Linked DNA regions of Mus musculus: region 2 is linked to region 1. Evidence: chromatin loops called from intact Hi-C (ENCODE). Cell type or tissue: heart. All regions are shown on one strand. Each heading gives the region's core, and the rest is flanking DNA. Links, peaks and the distances in the headings are about the cores only. Region 1 overlaps Cobl (cordon-bleu WH2 repeat). Region 2 overlaps Cobl (cordon-bleu WH2 repeat).

The links. Hi-C counts contacts between places; a loop is a spot of excess contacts. Peaks named below come from ENCODE experiments on the same cell type or tissue, not always from the same donor. Only the 100,000 strongest peaks of a DNase experiment are listed, where the experiment ranks them.
Region 2: it touches region 1 in a loop (5-fold over the local background); 3 of 42 quality-filtered maps call a loop at or near these places.

Annotation. Positions count from the first base shown.
Region 1 is chr11:12,276,552-12,284,896 of GRCm38, forward strand. The region is part of intron 9 of Cobl (cordon-bleu WH2 repeat); the gene reads right to left. Among named protein-coding and RNA genes, the nearest start is that of Gm12002, 34 kb to the right of the region's middle. In heart, for the core only: no CTCF peak of the experiment used is centred there; no DNase peak of the experiment used is centred there.
Region 2 is chr11:12,331,409-12,339,753 of GRCm38, forward strand. All of the region lies in intron 7 of Cobl (cordon-bleu WH2 repeat), which reads right to left. All of the region lies in intron 4 of Gm12002 (a long non-coding RNA gene), which reads left to right. Among named protein-coding and RNA genes, the nearest start is that of Gm12002, 21 kb to the left of the region's middle. In heart, for the core only: no CTCF peak of the experiment used is centred there; a DNase peak (open chromatin) is centred at 4,983; H3K27ac peaks cover 336 bases.

The DNA.
Region 1 (8,345 bases), core at 163-8,162:
CCTGAGTCTTTTGTGACTCCACTTTTCTTCAGAGCTGGATTCTCATTATCGATTCATCTAGTTGGTGGGCAGCTAGGTTGATTTCAGTTCTTTGCCATAGTAACGAAAGCAACAATAAACATAAAGCACCTCAACCCAAGTATTTCTGTTGTAGGGGATGGAGTTCTTGGTGCGGTCCAGGAGTGAAACAGCAGGGTTGCAAGGTAGTTCTAATTTTAAGTTTGAGAGACACGGCCAAACTTATAGACACAATGGCTGTATTAATTTGCACCCCTCCTTGTAAAACAGTGAATAAAGATTTCTCCACTCCACATCCCTTCCAAACATTTATTGTCAGATTTGTTGAAGATAGTCATTCTAACTGGAGCAACATAGTATTTCAGAATAGATTTTCATTTGTAATTCCCCAATCACTTTTAAAAATAGTTACTGGTATTGGATGGATCACAGGGGCCCCAATGGAGGAGCAAGAGAAAGTACCCAAGGAGCTAAAGGGGTCTGCAACCCTATAGGTGGAACAACAATATGAACTAACCAGTAGTCCCCGGAGCTCGTGTCTCTAGCTGCATATGTAGCAGAAGATGGCCTAGTTGGCCATCATTGGAAGGTGAGGCCCTTGGTCTTGCAAACTTTATATGCCTCAGTACAGGGGAACGCCAGGGCCAAGAAGTGGGAGTGGGTGAGTAGGGGAGTGGGGGGGGGTGGTATGAGGGACTTTTGGAATAGCATTTGAAATGTTAATGAAGAAAATACCTAATAAAAAATATATTTACTGGTCCTCAAGTAATACTATGTCTATTTTTTTATCTTAGCCATTCTGACTGGTGTGAGGTGGAATCGCAGGGTTGTTTTGTTTTACATTTCCCCGATGACTGAGGATGTTGAACATTTCTTTAGGTGCTTCTCGGCAATCCTGGGCATATACCCAAAAGATTCTCCAACATCTAACAAGGTCACATGCTCCACTATGTTCATAGTAGCCTTGTTTATAATAGCCAGAAGCTGGAAAGAACCCAGATGTCCTTCAACAGAGGAATGGATACAGAAAATGTGGTACATTTACATAATGGAGTACTACTCAGCTATTAAAAAGAATGAATTCTTGAAATTCTTAGGCAAATGGATGGAACTATAAAATATTATCCTGAGTGAGGTAACCCAATCACAAAAGAACACACATGGTATGCACTCACTGATAAGTGGATATTAGTGCAAAAGCTCAGAATACCCAAGATACAATTCATAGACCATATCAAGCTCAAAAAGAATGAAGACCAAAGTGTGGGTGCTCTGGTCCTTCTTATAAAGGCGAACAAAATACTCATGGGAGCAAATACAGAGACCAACTGTAGACAGAGACTGAAGGACAAAAACTGCCCCACCTGGGGATACATCCTATATACAGTCACCGAACCCCGACACTATTGTGGATGTGCTGGCTGAAAGGAGCCTGATATAGCTGTCTCCTGAGAGGCTCTGTCAGAGCCTGACAACAGAGATGAGCCAACCATTGGACTGAGCATGGGGGCTCCAGTGGAGGAGCTAGAGAAAGGACTGAAGGAGCTGAAGGGGTTTCAGCCCCATAGGAAGAATGACAATATAAACCAACCAGACCCCGAATTGCTCCCAGAGACGAAGTCACCAACTAAAGAGTGCACATGGAGGGACCCATGGCTCCAGCAGCACATGTAGTAGAAGATGGCCTTGTCAGGCATCAGTGGGAGGAGAGGCCCTTGGACCTGTGAAGGCTGGGTGGACGCCCCAGTGTAGGAGAATTTGAGGGTGGGGAAGCAGGAGTGGGTTGGTGGGTAGGGAAACACCCTGATAGAAACAGGGGGAGAGAGGATGGAATAGGAGGTTTTTGGGGGAGGGCCAGAAAGAGGATAACATTTGAAATGTAAATAAAATATCCAATAAAAGATAGTTACTGGTCATTTGCTTCACCCTCCTCTATATTTTAGAACCGTCTATTCAGTTCATTTACCCATCCATTGGTTGGCAGTTTCCATGGTATTTAACTTCTGAAGTTCTCTGTGAATTCTGGATATTATCCCTTTGTTTGAAGTATAGCTGGTAAAGATTTTCTTCCATTCTGTAGACTGTCTGCACGCTATGCTGTTTTTTTCCTCTTTGCTGTAAGAAAACTTTTATCTTTTTTATAGACCCATCTATTGATACTTGGGACTAGTTTCTGTGGTACTGGTGTTCTTTTAAAGAAGTTCACACTGACCCCTTAGTGTGTATATTTTGATGGATGAATATGTAATTTTCATAAATGTTTTGATAAACACTTGACTGTTTTAACAATGGTTTAATTATGCTTTATGCATAGGGGAATATACTGAGAATTTCTAAAGTAATATTTTAAAAATTCTGCTCCATTTCTGAAGTTTTAAGTATCTTTATTTTCTTTAGAGTCATTTCCTTTAATCAATCTTTCTTTTATGCATTTAAAAAGTGGTCTGGCTGGCCATGATGGAGCACACCTTTAATCCTGGCACTTGTGAGGCAGGAAGAGCTTTGTGAGTACACCAGTCTGGTCTACACAGTGAGTTCTCAACCAGTTGCAGCTACACAGTGAGATGTACGAAGGGGTTGGGGGAGGGAGAGTATGGAGGACAAATGGTCTGGTAATTCTCTGCTGTCTCATGTTTCCATGAGAATGGCAGCAACGGCAGGAAGTAGGTTTCCTTGGCATTCAAGAACCTCAGTATATTCTTATTTTGGTACAAAAGGCTTAAAGACAGTAGTCCTAGATGCTGCACATGGAACAGAGTTAGACTAATTAGAATCCCACTGCACCACTGGGCAGTGGTGGCGCACGCCTTTAATCCCAGCAGGGCTGGGAGGCAGAGGCAGGTGGTTTTCTGAGTTCGAGGCCAGCCTGGTCTACAAAGCGAGTTCCAGGACAGCCAGCAGGGCTATGCAGAGAAACCCCGTCTCGAAAAACCAAACAAAAACAAAAACAGAATTCCACTGCACTGAAAGACTGCTTGACTTTTTGAGTTAAGCCATGCATTGACATAGGTAACTAAGTTTCTAAATACAGTAATCACTATATTGGCTTGCTGGTCAGTCTTTACATTTAGTCCTCATCAAAATAAGGTTCCATTTTATTTTTACATGCTGTTCTTGCTGGATTGTTGTTGTTGTTGTTAACTAGACTAGACACAAATTAAGTTTTCTATGAAGAGGAACCTCAGCTGAGAAAATGCCTTTGTCAGACTGCCTATATATAAGTCAGTCTTGAATTTTCTTGATTAATGATTGATGTGGGAGGACTCAGCTCACCATGGCTTATGCCACCCAACAAGGCAGGCTGGGCAAGCCACGAGAATCTAGCAGTAAGAAGTATTCTTCCATAGTTTCTGCCTCCAGATTCCTGCCTTGACAGATTTCAGTGATAACTTTGACCTGAGAGTTGTGAGATGAAATAAATACTTCTCTCCTCAAGTTGCTTTTGATTAAGATATTTTATCACAGTAAGAGACACACTAAGACACATGCTTTCTTTAGCATATAGCCAAACAGGATTCCTTGTTTTAAATTCATGGTAATATTATGGCTTGAAAAGTAATCTACAGTATTTGAGTATTGACTAATCACTATGAGATAGAGATCAGGACAACATGCATACATTTGAGAGTCTCATCATAGAACTGGGTCTTTGCATTCTGTGGCTGGCATGCATCTATCTTCTGTTTAATTCGTATGACACCTCCAGTGGAGATACCATGATTCCTATTTTGCAAATTGTACAAAAAGTTCAGAGATAGAGAAATGGGTCAGCAGGTAAAGACACATACTGTGAAGCCCTACAACCTTAGCTTGATTTTTTAACCCACAGAATAAAAGAGAACTGACTCTCAAATTTGTTCTCTGACCTTATATCTGTACTATAGCATTCATGCCCCTACTCCTATACATACAGAGAAAATAACTAAATAGGTAAAATATTTTAAAAGTCCAACTAACAAATTATTTTTCCTACCCTTGAGGGTATGTGTGATAGAAAGTCTGCCAGACTCAGAAAAGCAGCAAGCATATTAAAAAGAATCACAAAAGCTCACTTAGGCAAGGATTAACTCAAGTAAGGTTATATTAACTCACCAAGAAAATATAATCAGAGCCGTACTAGAATATTTGCAATTAACATTTTCTAAGCTGAATGATCCTTTACATTCAATTGAACAAGTTTTAGTCACATATATCCAAGGCTTGCAGAGGATTTGAAAGTATTTTTTAATAAAAACACTTCAAGTCCTTCTTAAGTACTTCTGCGGCCTCACCTCTGAATGGAACAGGAAGGCTGGGAGTGGAGAGCAGTTGCTGCTGCCAAGAACAAAAGGAAGCCATCGTTTCCACTGTCAAAATAGAAACACTGTCTCCAAGTCGTCTAGTGTACAAAAACATGTGACTTTTATTTAATCAACACCTCAGAAAATTGACCTTCGGGATTTGCCAAGTTGCCGAGGGGCTCAATTTGGAAGTGACTGTGACTCGGGTCTGTCAGAGCAGGTGAGGCATCTGCCACATCGACAAGGCAATCTATGAAAAGTATCATCCCCTGCACTTTCATCTTTCATCATTAGGTCTTCAGGGTTAGTGATTTGGCCTACATCTGCATAGCTGCCCATAAGGCACTGCAGGGCTACCACTAGTGATCTCAATTTAATATAAAACTGGTCAAGCAGAGAATATTTTTGTATGTTATATTAAACTGTTGTTGGAGGCTTTACCTAGTAGAGACTCAGTAAGTTTTACAAATAAGTGCCTTTTTAAATTTGCTCTTAAGTTTAGAACTCCCTTGGCCCTGAACACTTTCCGTTTTTTCTTGAGGAAATAATTACTATTTGATCCAGAGTCCTTGATGCCTTGTGCCTTAGGTTCTCAGGAAGATTAGAAAAAGTGAAAGATTTTTTTTTACACCTATTTATCTATCTAGCCATCCATCAATCTGTCTATCATCTATTATCTATCTGTCCAATCTAATGTATCACATATCTATGCATCTACATATTTATGTATCTATTTATCATCTATCTATGCATTTATCTATCATCTGTCTACTATCTATTACTTATTTTCTATGTATCTTTGTATCTATCTATGCACACACATATCTATATATTTATATAAATCTGTCATCTATGTATATATCTTATTCATCATCTACTATCTATCATCTATCTATGTATCTATCTATATCTATGTATCTATGTATCTATCTATCTCTACCTATCATCTATCTATCTGTCGTGTGTGTGTGTGTGTGCGCGCGCGACATGACTCATGGCATATGAGCATAATTTGTGGGATTGCTTGTCTCCACTCATCACATGAATTCTAGAGATCTAACTCAGATCATCCCACATGAGGGCACACAACTTTATCTGCTGAGCCATCTCACCATGCCCACCAATTGAATTTTTATTGCTATTTTTCTTGAGTCCCTTTCCCCTTTGTTTTCTGTTACATATACTTTGAGTTCTCCTGGCTTATTGATAGACATGTTAGGAAAAGGTAGATTTTATTTCCACTCATTCAAAAAAATTCTAGGTTCGAATAATGCTTATGATCCCTTTTGACATTTACCGCCATTTAGAAAGAAAACGTATCTTTCCAATATAAAAAGAAAAAGGAGTCAAACTACTCTCTTACAAACACTATTTACCTTTGAGTGTCCCCTTAAACACTCCTTCCTGCCCTCTGAGACCACAAGCCTAGGAACTGTAAAAACAAGGTGTATCTGGAGTCTGGGTATCTAACCCAGTGAGGAAGGCATCTTACTGCTACACTATTAAATTCATGATGACAATTTGAGACTTTTGACATCAAAACCTAATCTTCTGCATGGCACATAGCAAAAGACTCAGAGGACTGTGAGTCGTCTTCCACATCTCAGGCAAGATGACAAGGGACCTGCAATGCCACTTTGATGTTGAACATCTCAGAGACGCCAGTCCCTGGACCCACATGACCTCCCATGATTCCCAGAGGCCCATCCAGCGTCAGACCAGTCACCTGTCATCTTCTTACCTCCACCCCCTTTCAGCTGTACTGAAAGTGAAGGTTAAAGATTAAAAATGAAACTGTCACCATATATCTATCACAAAACCTTGTATTTAGTGTTTCTAAAACGTTTAAAATATAAAGTGATAGCTGCTTTTCTTTTACCATAGATTGCATTTCTTCAACTGTTATGTCTTCTTAGTTTCATACTGGTGACTTCTTAAGTTTACTATCTATAAAACTATCAAACGCATGAAGCTTTCAAGCTGCTCAGCATAATACAAGGTGCTCAATGTCCTGTACTGGATTCAGACCACATCATATGCCTTACACTGAACAGAGCCTTGCAGTGGTCTTTTGCTACCTGAGTGACAGGTGTATAGGGGCTGAGAAGTTCCAGATCAATCAAGATTATAATATCATCCCTCCCTCCCTTTGACTAAGAGCCTAAAGGTGAGTGAGTGACTTCCTGAATTTTTGTTTTCCATGGCATCCATGCAGACAAGTGGCTAATTCTTCTTGCTCTAGCTCAAGAATCTCTTAAAGTTCCTTCATTGCTGTCTCAGTAGCCTCAGGTCTGCATGCCATCACATGCCCTGGTGTAACGGAGGCTGGCTCTACCCTCTAGTAACACAAGGACCATCACCTTCCTGCATTCTTTCTTATGGTTCCCTCTTCTTTTCATCTAACACAATGTAGGTGATTAAAACTCTCCTTCAGTCATCAGACCACTAGAGGTGTCAGGTGAGTGGGGTCTGTCAAAGATTTTGGACATCTGACATCTTGGTCTCAGATACAATACATGTTCATTATTCTACACATCCCCTCCAAATGCATTGCCATAATGTGATAAAGCAGCATATGAATGTGGGCAGGCAGTTGGGGGCGGGATCCTCCAGGACTGTGAAAGCCTAGGTGTCTAAGGATTACCCATCTGATATGCCCACCCACATCTGCAGCCCCAGCAATGAGGCTGCCAGTTCATTATGTTTGCCTTCTTATTTGTGTACATTGCCAAAAGTTTGGGACATACAGACTTGCACAAAATGTGAAGATGATTTATTCAAACTGTTTCCTGGGTTTGTACTAATGAATAAAAGCATATATATTGAATATTGAAAGATGCCCTGACAGATGTTCTTTTGTGTTTCAGTGGTAATCCCCAAAGACTAATATACCATAAAATATGTGGAGAAAGGTATGCAACTAGGTTTACACTCATATAATGTGTTCTTGTCTAACACATATATATCCTGCAAAATTACCACCTAAAGTCTGCTCAATTCCACTGAGTGGTTAGCCTATAGACCATGAAAAGTCACACCATGATTTTCCCACGGATCCTTCTTGCCACTCAAGCAGGCTTGGTGATGTGTATCTCCTTGTAATGGTGACAAGATCAGCAGCTGAGCCCATCATTTGGGGAAACTTGTATAGAATTGTTTCTAGCCCTATCCAAAATCAACAGACTACACAGTCAGTAAATTAAATGTTTCATACACAAACCACCTGTCTAACACACAATTATGGCGGCCCAAAATAACTTGGCTTTATTGGTCAGAAAACACTCACCTCAGCAAAACTACCAATCCCCAAAATAACCTGCATGGATACTGAGGTCCAGACCTAAGTTTTCAAGGTCAGCTCTCAGGACTTGAGGCATTCCTCATTTTCCTTTGCTAAAAGGAAAGGATGGTTCACTATTACCAAATTTTACCTGGCATGTTTTTAGATTAGCAATTGAGGAAAATACTAACAACTGGAATGAGATACTCATCCTTAGGACAATCATGGATTACATTTGGTTGCTTTTAATTCTGGTCTGTGTTTTTTTGTTTTGTTTTAAAGGACACACACAGAAGAAAGTTTGATAATGTATGAAGAAAATTAGATATGTCACCGCACTATAGTGTTTATTCACTTACTTTATCTTCAAAGAATTTAAGATTTGTTCCCTCTATCTATTGTGTCAGTGATGGACTCAGGCAAACAGAATTCACGCATTTCTCATGTGTCTTTACATCCTGGTAGAACCAGGGTCTTTTGGAGACTCAGGTATCACTGACTAAATGCTGGTACCATATGATGCTGAGCACAATACTTCAGGAGGCTGCAAGTGTGGAGTCAGTTATGGTCCTGTTCTTAACATACCTTAGACTCAAAGGGTCCACTGAAGTGGTATTACCTAAGATTACCCCTGAGTTACCCACTAACAACATTTCTGCTTCCTGTTCTCTCATCTTTATGTTTTACAGACTTATGGTTCCTCATCCTAGAGTTCTATGAGTAGACACAACAAGGACTTTATTGAGCTGAAAGTTAAGACTGCCCAT
Region 2 (8,345 bases), core at 196-8,195, 55 kb after region 1:
TAGGCAGGACTGCAGAGAAATAGTGTCTTCTGGACATGAAAAAATTCATGTCCTCATAATTGCACTGCAGCTATGGCTCTTTACAAAGGCCCACTGTGGTGCTTGGACGAGAATGTCCTCCATAGGCTCATACATTTGAATACTTGTCCCAGATTGGCAGACCTGTTAGGAAATGATTGGGATGTGTGATCTTGTTGGACGTGTGTCACCAGGGATGGATACTGAACTTTCAAAAGATACTTCATTCCCGGGCTCTCTCTTTCTCTGCTTTCTACTTGTGGATCACTGTAAGCTCTCAGCTGTTCCTGCCTCCATGCCTCTGTTCCTCTCTCTGAGTCTAACGCCTAAAATCACATGACTCAAATTAAATGCTTTCCTTCATAGGTCGTCTTGCATAGAGTGTTTTATCACAATAATTGAAAACCATTTTCCTTTCTGATTATATAATATAGAATGAGATTTACCTTATGCCCATAAGATATATGGAATCCTGATCCTCCCAAGTCTGACCTCTGATCCCTACTTTGTTTCTAATGATATTTGGAACATGGGAAAGAGATAATTTTAAGATTCTCTGGAAAAGCTTCCCTATCTTAATGTCAACATATTTCTAGGGACACTTCTTAGTTTTCTGGGGTCTGCTTAAGAAAGCATGTATAATCCAGGAATGAGTACAGAATCCTTTCAACCATCAGAAGTTCACTAAAGCTGGCAGAGAATAGACCATGTGATTCGCTGTGGCCCACAGCCAACTTCATAAACATAAGCATTTGGCAGGCTGCCAGCTTTCCTTACAATTTTATCTGTCAGCCTTAAACCCAGGAGAAACTTCTGGGAGAGCTGTTTTCCTGCTTGCATTCTGACCAACTCAGTGAGTTCTTGAGCTGTGAAGCGTGGAATTTCCAGAGGCAGCCATGGCCACTGTGGGTATACCCAAGCCTTGTCCACTCTCACCCTTGGCCATTCTCTCTTAAAGCCTATTTCTCTGCTAGCCACAAACTTTGACAGCTGTCTATCATTTGGTGTTTATGTGATTTCTCTGTTTCCTTTTTGATTAATTGCATCTTCTTATTCAAACCATGGCCCTCATGATGTATTCTAACCTGATCTGACAATCACTCCCTTTTAACGACAGCTTTCATCTGCTAACAGTGTAATTTTGAGTGTGGGTGGAACAAGTACTGAGTTATCAGTTATCCTCCTTCACTTGCTCCTCCCTCATTTGCCTTAATGTGGCTCTTGTATTTAACATTTTTATTCCCTTTTGTTAACTTGGTTTAGCAAGTATACTACGGATAATACCATACTTCTTTAATTTCTACATTCCATTCAGATCAAGCAAACTGTAGTAGGTCTGTAGTGGGTCCACAAGTCTAGGATTGTTTAGGAGGTCTCCAGGGTAAGACCTTGGCATAAAGTCTTTATGTCATGATTTACATATGTGAAAATACTTTCTAATACTTAAGCACTCTTACATGTCTTAATAAACACATTAGCTCTTCAAAAGCTCTTCTTCATGCGCACAGGCTATTTTACTTCATGGAAATAAAAGTCAAGAGTGTCGATTATTAAGTCCTTTTGAATAACCTGCCCAATATTATAAAAATAGATGAGAAAGAAGAGTACTTCTGAACTATGACTTGATTTCAACATGTCACTGTGTGTGTATATGTGTAAGTACATGCACATATGTATGTGATACATGTACATATAATGTGTGTATGTGAATTTATGTATATGAATATGGGTTTGCAAATATCACAATATATGTGGAGATGTTGGAAGATAACCTTACATGTTAATGCTAGCACTCCACCTTGTTTAAGACAAGGTCTCTCTGTGGTTTTTCTATTATACAAGCCAGGTTAGCTTGTCCTCTAGCTTTTGGAAATTCTCCTGTCTCTACCCCTGTGTCCTCCAAAGGAGTGCTGTGATTACAGATATCAATGCCATGTGCTCAGCTTCTATGTGGGTACTGGAAATTTAAGTTCAGATCCTGACATCTGCAGAGCATAGACTTTTATGTACCAAGATATCTTTACAGTCTCTGCTGCTACTGCTAATTCATTGCAGCCACCTCAGCAAAGACACACAACATGCTTTCATGTTTCCTGTTGCACTAGGTTTTGGCAAAACAATGCAACACACACACACACACACACACACACACACACACATACACACACACAGAGAGAGAGAGAGAGAGAGAGAGAGAGAGACAGAGAGAGAGAGAGAGACAGAGAGACAGAGAGAGAGAGAGACAGAGAGAGAGAGAGAGAGAGAGAATGCACTAAATCTGGAAGTACAAAAACTAGGAGGAAAATAACAGCCTTTTAAAGCCTACATTTCTCCAAGAATGTATCAAAGGCATGCTGACAAATGGAACAACATATAGAAAGAAAAGGAAAGGTAGACAAAAATGAACCTAAGTTTATTCACTGGAATGTGTATTTCCTATGTTTAAGTAAAAGAATTATTCTTTAGATTATATCTTATCCAGAAAGTGGTGAAATCATTGACTTTAACTGAAATAAAATCACATAGTCACTATCCTAATGGTTTCAACATGAACAGCAGAGCAGTTACTACTCAGAACTCTTTTCACCTTGCAAGACTCACCCACCCTTCTCTCTCCCAATATACAACAGTCACCACTTACTTTCTGGGCATCTTCTATAAATGATATAACATAGTATCTGTCTCTTAGTTACTGGCTATTTAAATTAGCATAATGTCCTCAATGTTCATCCATGTCCAGTCAGGTATCAGAATTATTCCCATTATAAACTAAAAAAATCCACAATACAGGTACAGTGTCTTTGCTCATTCATCTACCAATGGGTCACTGAATCTGTTGTCTACAGTGAGTATAGTGAGTATGGAAATATTTTCTTGGATCCTTGCTTTGTACTTTTCTTGGTTAAATACTAGAAAGATAATTTTAAGACACAGTTTTTGATGTTTTGAGTAATTGACACACTTCACCACAGAACAGTGGTTCTCAACCTTCCTAATTCTGCTGCCCTTTCAGTTATGTGACCTCAGCCATAAAATTAGGTTTTTTTGCTACTTCACAGCTGTAATTTTGCTACTGTCATGAATTGTAAATATCTGATATGCATGATACCTAATATATGACTCCTGTGAAAAGGTTGTCACTTCCCACAGGTTGAGAAGCACTGCCAAAGTCACTAGGGTATTTCACATTTTCACTAAATGCACACAAGAGTTCCAATTTATCTACATGTTTGGCATTTTGTTCTCTCCTTTCTGTTTTTTTATCATTGTCCTCCCAGTAAGTGTGAGTTCATGCTGAGGCTTTACTGATTCTCCTGTTCCTAATGTTAGTGCTACAGAACAGCTGTCCATGAACTTGCTGTTCCTCTGTATATTTTCTTTGAAACAAGTCTATCAGTTCCATTGCAATTGTTTTATTGTTACTCTGTTGTTGCTGAATTGTAAATTATCTAAATATTCTAAATGCTAATTCCTTGTCAGGTATATTCTTCTCAAATATCTTTTTGAGTTTTCTAGGCTCCCTCTTCAGTTTGTTAGGTATAAAAAGGAAACATGCCACAGACATTAAAATTACATGAGCTTGGTTGGTGCATAAATCAAAAGTCTGAAAACATGAAGGTCATTTAACTACTTCAAACCCTGAGCAGAGACTACTGAGTTCAGAACAGAAGATTTTATTTTCACAGCCTCCTCCTTTATAAATAAAGATATTAGCTTTTTCACCATTAACTGAATTTACACATGCAAATATTTTATAAAGGCTTCATTAAAATCAAAATATGGATTGTCAGCATGCATGTGAATTTTGTGAATAGACCTATATTTAAACTACAATTCACTATATATACTGCATATAGTTGATGAGTATGTTTTATTTTATTTTTTACATTTCAAATGTTATCCCCTTTCCCGGTTCCTCTCAGCAAACCCCCTATCCCATCGCCCTTTAGCCTGCTTCTGTGAGGGTGCGCCCCCACCCATCTACTCACTCTTGCCTCACTGCCCTAGCATTATTCCTCTACACCGGGGCATCAAGCCTTCAGAGGACCAAGGGCCTCCCCTCCAGAACGTAAGTTTAAGATTAAAAAGTAAAAACCGGGTAACTCAGTGCTTAGGATCAGCTTCTGAAACAGATCATGCCTCCAAGAAAGGAAGTAGGGTGTTTCATACTGCAAGTTTTAAATCCAGATTTGTGTTCTTACACTCACTTTTCCTAATAATGATTATCAAGATAGCTGAAAAAAATCAGGATAATATGTAGATGTAAAGAAGCAAGGGAAATGGAGAGATGCTCAGTGATTACAAACAAGTCTAATTCTTGCAGAGGACTGGAGTTCAATTCCAAAAGCCCATGGAGCATCTACCTGTACTTCCAGTTTCAGGGGACCTGATGGCATCTTTTGGACCCTATAGGAATCTGAACTCATATATACAACCTCATCCTCCACACATGTACACATAATTTAAAAAAAAAAAAAGAAGAATCACTAAAGAGGCAAGATGTGAAGGTAAGAGTAATAACGAAGCGCCAATTTCACATATTTCTTTGTTGGAGTGCTGGATGAGCAAAACCAACGACAAAGTGAGAAAGAATGAGGTGAACAGGAACCCTGGAACAGTGTGCCGGAACACGAAGCACCGCTTCCCTTTTCCGCTGACCATGAAGCTGTTTCCCGCTGGGAAATGGACATTGCACATTTTGCTTTGATTTAGCTGAGAGCCTCGCTAAAATGCCATGCTTTAAGAATGGCTAAAAATAGGTAAGAATCTAATCTCTTTCAAAGCCACATTTGTTTCTTTAACAGCACGTGTCAGAGAGGAAAGGGTCCATAAACAAAAGGTAGATGTCCAGTAGCTAAAATAAGCTGCCGTTTCCTTCCACCGCGCACCCTCAGTATGGCCGCTCTGCTGTTTCCACCAAGGAACTTCCTCTGTGGCCTGTTTTCCCAGGCTCTGCAGTGGAAGGGAGCCGCCCAGGTTCTTAGGGATGTTTGTGTTGGAAAAGCGCCCGTCTTCCACCATGCAGCTGAACACAATGCTGTCTGCCCGCACTTTCTCCATCGCCAGAGAACATCGATGGGAGCCTCCCAAACACTAGAGACATCTCTGCACTTCCACTGACCCAACACTTTTTACAAAGCTGTTCCAGGTTGCCATAAATGTTGTGTTATATTTTCATATTATAGATGTAAATGGAGCCATCACAAGGCTGTCTGTACAAAAATCTGTCACAAGTCTAGATAATTACTTTTGTGCTAGTTTGGCTCATTTACTAAAAGTCAGGCACACTTAATATGTGGAACATTTACAACTTAGTGACACTTCTTTGTAGAATATGAACTCAGTGATAGTATGGCTAGGCCCAAAGAATTACTTATTTTTATTCTCCATTCCTGTCAAGGTTTGTGACGTTTCATAGCATTCTGTATGAGTACATAAACAGAGTTGGAAACTGTGTGGAGTCAATAAGTAAATAAAATCAGCAGCTCAGAACCACAGAACTTTTAAGCTACATTGTTAGATATATTTCTCATGTTTTTGGCTATACATACAGTAATAGGTTTAGAATGTTATGCTTCTAAATATGCTTCGAAAGGTGTTTTTGTACACATCCAAACACTTAGTTTCATTTCTTTAATGCCTTTGATCTTTTGTTAGTTTTCATTATATGTATACATTTAAATATTCCAATAAAAATAATTTTAAAAATAATATGAGTTTAATATGAGCTTCAGAATTCTTAAGCTTATATATCTTTGAAACTAGTAAGCCAAAGATAGTTGCAATAATTTATTTAACATAACTCTCTCAAAAGTCCAGCATCATGCCCATTGATGTTAGGTTTTTGACAAAGGATGCATATGGAGGTAAAATGATTTTTATCCTATTTCTGCCAAGTGTTGGGGTAGTAATTGTATCTCTCAGACACACAGAGTGAGCTGCTGAGGAAGCTGATTGCACTGACAGCAGGAAGAAGCTGTTTCTTAAGGGCTCATGAGTGATGTGAAATGTGGAGAGCGATCTCCCTTCAGCACTTATGAACTTCCTCATCTCTTGAGTTTGACCCTCACATAGCAAACAGGCCTTCCTTGTCAGTGGTGAGTAAGCTCCATTTCAAACATCCCTGAACCCTCTGCATCTCCTGCCAGCCAAGGTCATGTGAAGTCTATTTATCGCATCAGTACAATGTACATTGTCCTTCCCCCTTAGCAATGTAAGAACTGGCAAAGGGTGCAGATAGATCAGAAGCACTCCAGCATGTTTTCCACTCAAAGGACAGTTACACATCTCTGTGACCCAACTAGCGTTACCTCCAATGGCTATATGTAAGAAAGACACCAGATAGTCTACAAGGTATCACTGACTGGCATGCCAACTACCCTATGACCTCATTTGTTCTTTCTAAGCATATTGCCCTCATTGGTAAAATGAAGACAATAACTGTACATTGTTTACAGATAGAACAACCACTAGGCTACATAGGATAGTGGCCATAAGGGTCTTTGGAACACCACAAAAGCTTGTTATTAAATCACTATTAATATGTTTGTGAGACCTGGGGCCAGTTGAATGAAGGGAACTTTACTGCCCAACAGCCAGGAGAAAGTACTAAACATTCGTCTATCTCTGCTTTCTACAACAATCGACTTGGGATTTTGGGGTCTGTGTTTCTTCAAACTTCTTATGTGGTATGCTAAAAGCTATATACCGGAGATACTAGTGAAGAAGGATACAGACTTTGTTTTGTAAGACTACACGTTCAGGGCTAAAAGAAATCAAGGAAGGGAACAGAGGCTGGCAAGAGAAGGTGGTTACCTTGACTTCTGCTCCTGTTGCTGTGACAAGACACCTGAGAGCAGCAGCACAGGAGAAAGGTTGTTCTGCGCAAGGGTAGACATAATGCATTTCAGAAATGCCAAGGCAGTGGGAGCTTCACACAGCTGTTCACATCCCACAATCAGGAGCAGAGAGGGATTGTCTTAGTCAGGGTTTCTATTCCTGCACAAACATCATGACCAAGAAGAAAGCTGGGGAGGAAAGGGTTTATTCAGCTTACTCTTGCACACTGCTGTTCATCACCAAAGGAAGTCAGGACTGGAACTTAAGCAGGTCAGGAAGCAGGAGTTGATGCAGAGGCCATGGAGGGATGTTCCTTACTGGCTTGCTTCCCCCGGCTTGCTCAGTCTGCTCTCTTATAGAACCAAGACTACCAGCCCAGAGATGGTCCCACCCACAAGGGGCCTGAAACCCTTGATCATTGAGAAAATGCCTTACAGTTGGATCTCATGGAGGCATTTCCTCAACTGAAGCCCCTTTCTCTGTGATAACTCCAGCTGTGTCAAGTTGACACAAAACTAGCCAGTACAGGGATGAACACAGTGTCTGTTGCCCTAGCCTCCATTATATAGACAGGATGGCAGCTAGGAAATGGTGTCCACTGGAGTGGAAGGGTCTTCACACTTCAATTAATTCAATTTAGATATGCCTCCACAGGTGGAACCAAAGTTCACCTCTCTGGTTATTCTAGATTCAACGAAGTAGTCAGCAATAACCACCTCACAGTACCTGTGGTACTCTTGCATTGTTGGCCAAATTTACAGGGCCTCCACAGTACCATGACTTGCAGAGCCCATCTCAGCCCAGGTGACCTTTCTGTAGGGCAGTGTCAATGACAGAGAAAGCAGTATGCCATGCTATCAGAAGTAGCCATGGTGGTGGTAGTTAACTTTTCTGTTAACTCTGCCCACTTTTCTGAGTTCTAACTCAAAAAGGCTAATGATTCTATCCTCCTTTTATTCTTTCTTTGAATATTAGAAGGAATACATTATTATAGTACAACTCTCCCTTAAATAGTCATCTACGTATAGTAAAATTCTGCTTCCTTAAAAAAAAAAAGCAGTAGTCTTTAAAGGGCTGAGGATATAGAATTCTTGCTTAGTATGCATAAAGCCCTGGAGCTGAGTGTGGTGGGAGATATGCCAGCAATCAGAACTCAGGAGGTAGAGACAGCAGGATCAAGAGTTCAAGGCTATCCGTGACTGGCCAAACATATTGAGTGAGCTGGAGGCCAACCTAGGCTATGAGACCCTGTCTCAAACAAGGAAACAAACAACAAAAAGGATCACCCTTGAAGTCTAATGGTAAATTAGGCATTTCAAGTTTCAATAAAGTATTGCTTTGGAAGTACCCTCAGCAGTTTTAGGATTTTCAGGAATATTCTAACCACTAAATCAAAGAAGCAGTGGTGTTTTCAGTTAAGGTTCTAACATCTATGATCATTCTGTCTGTTCATATGCTACGAGATTTTATGTATCCATGTGCATACT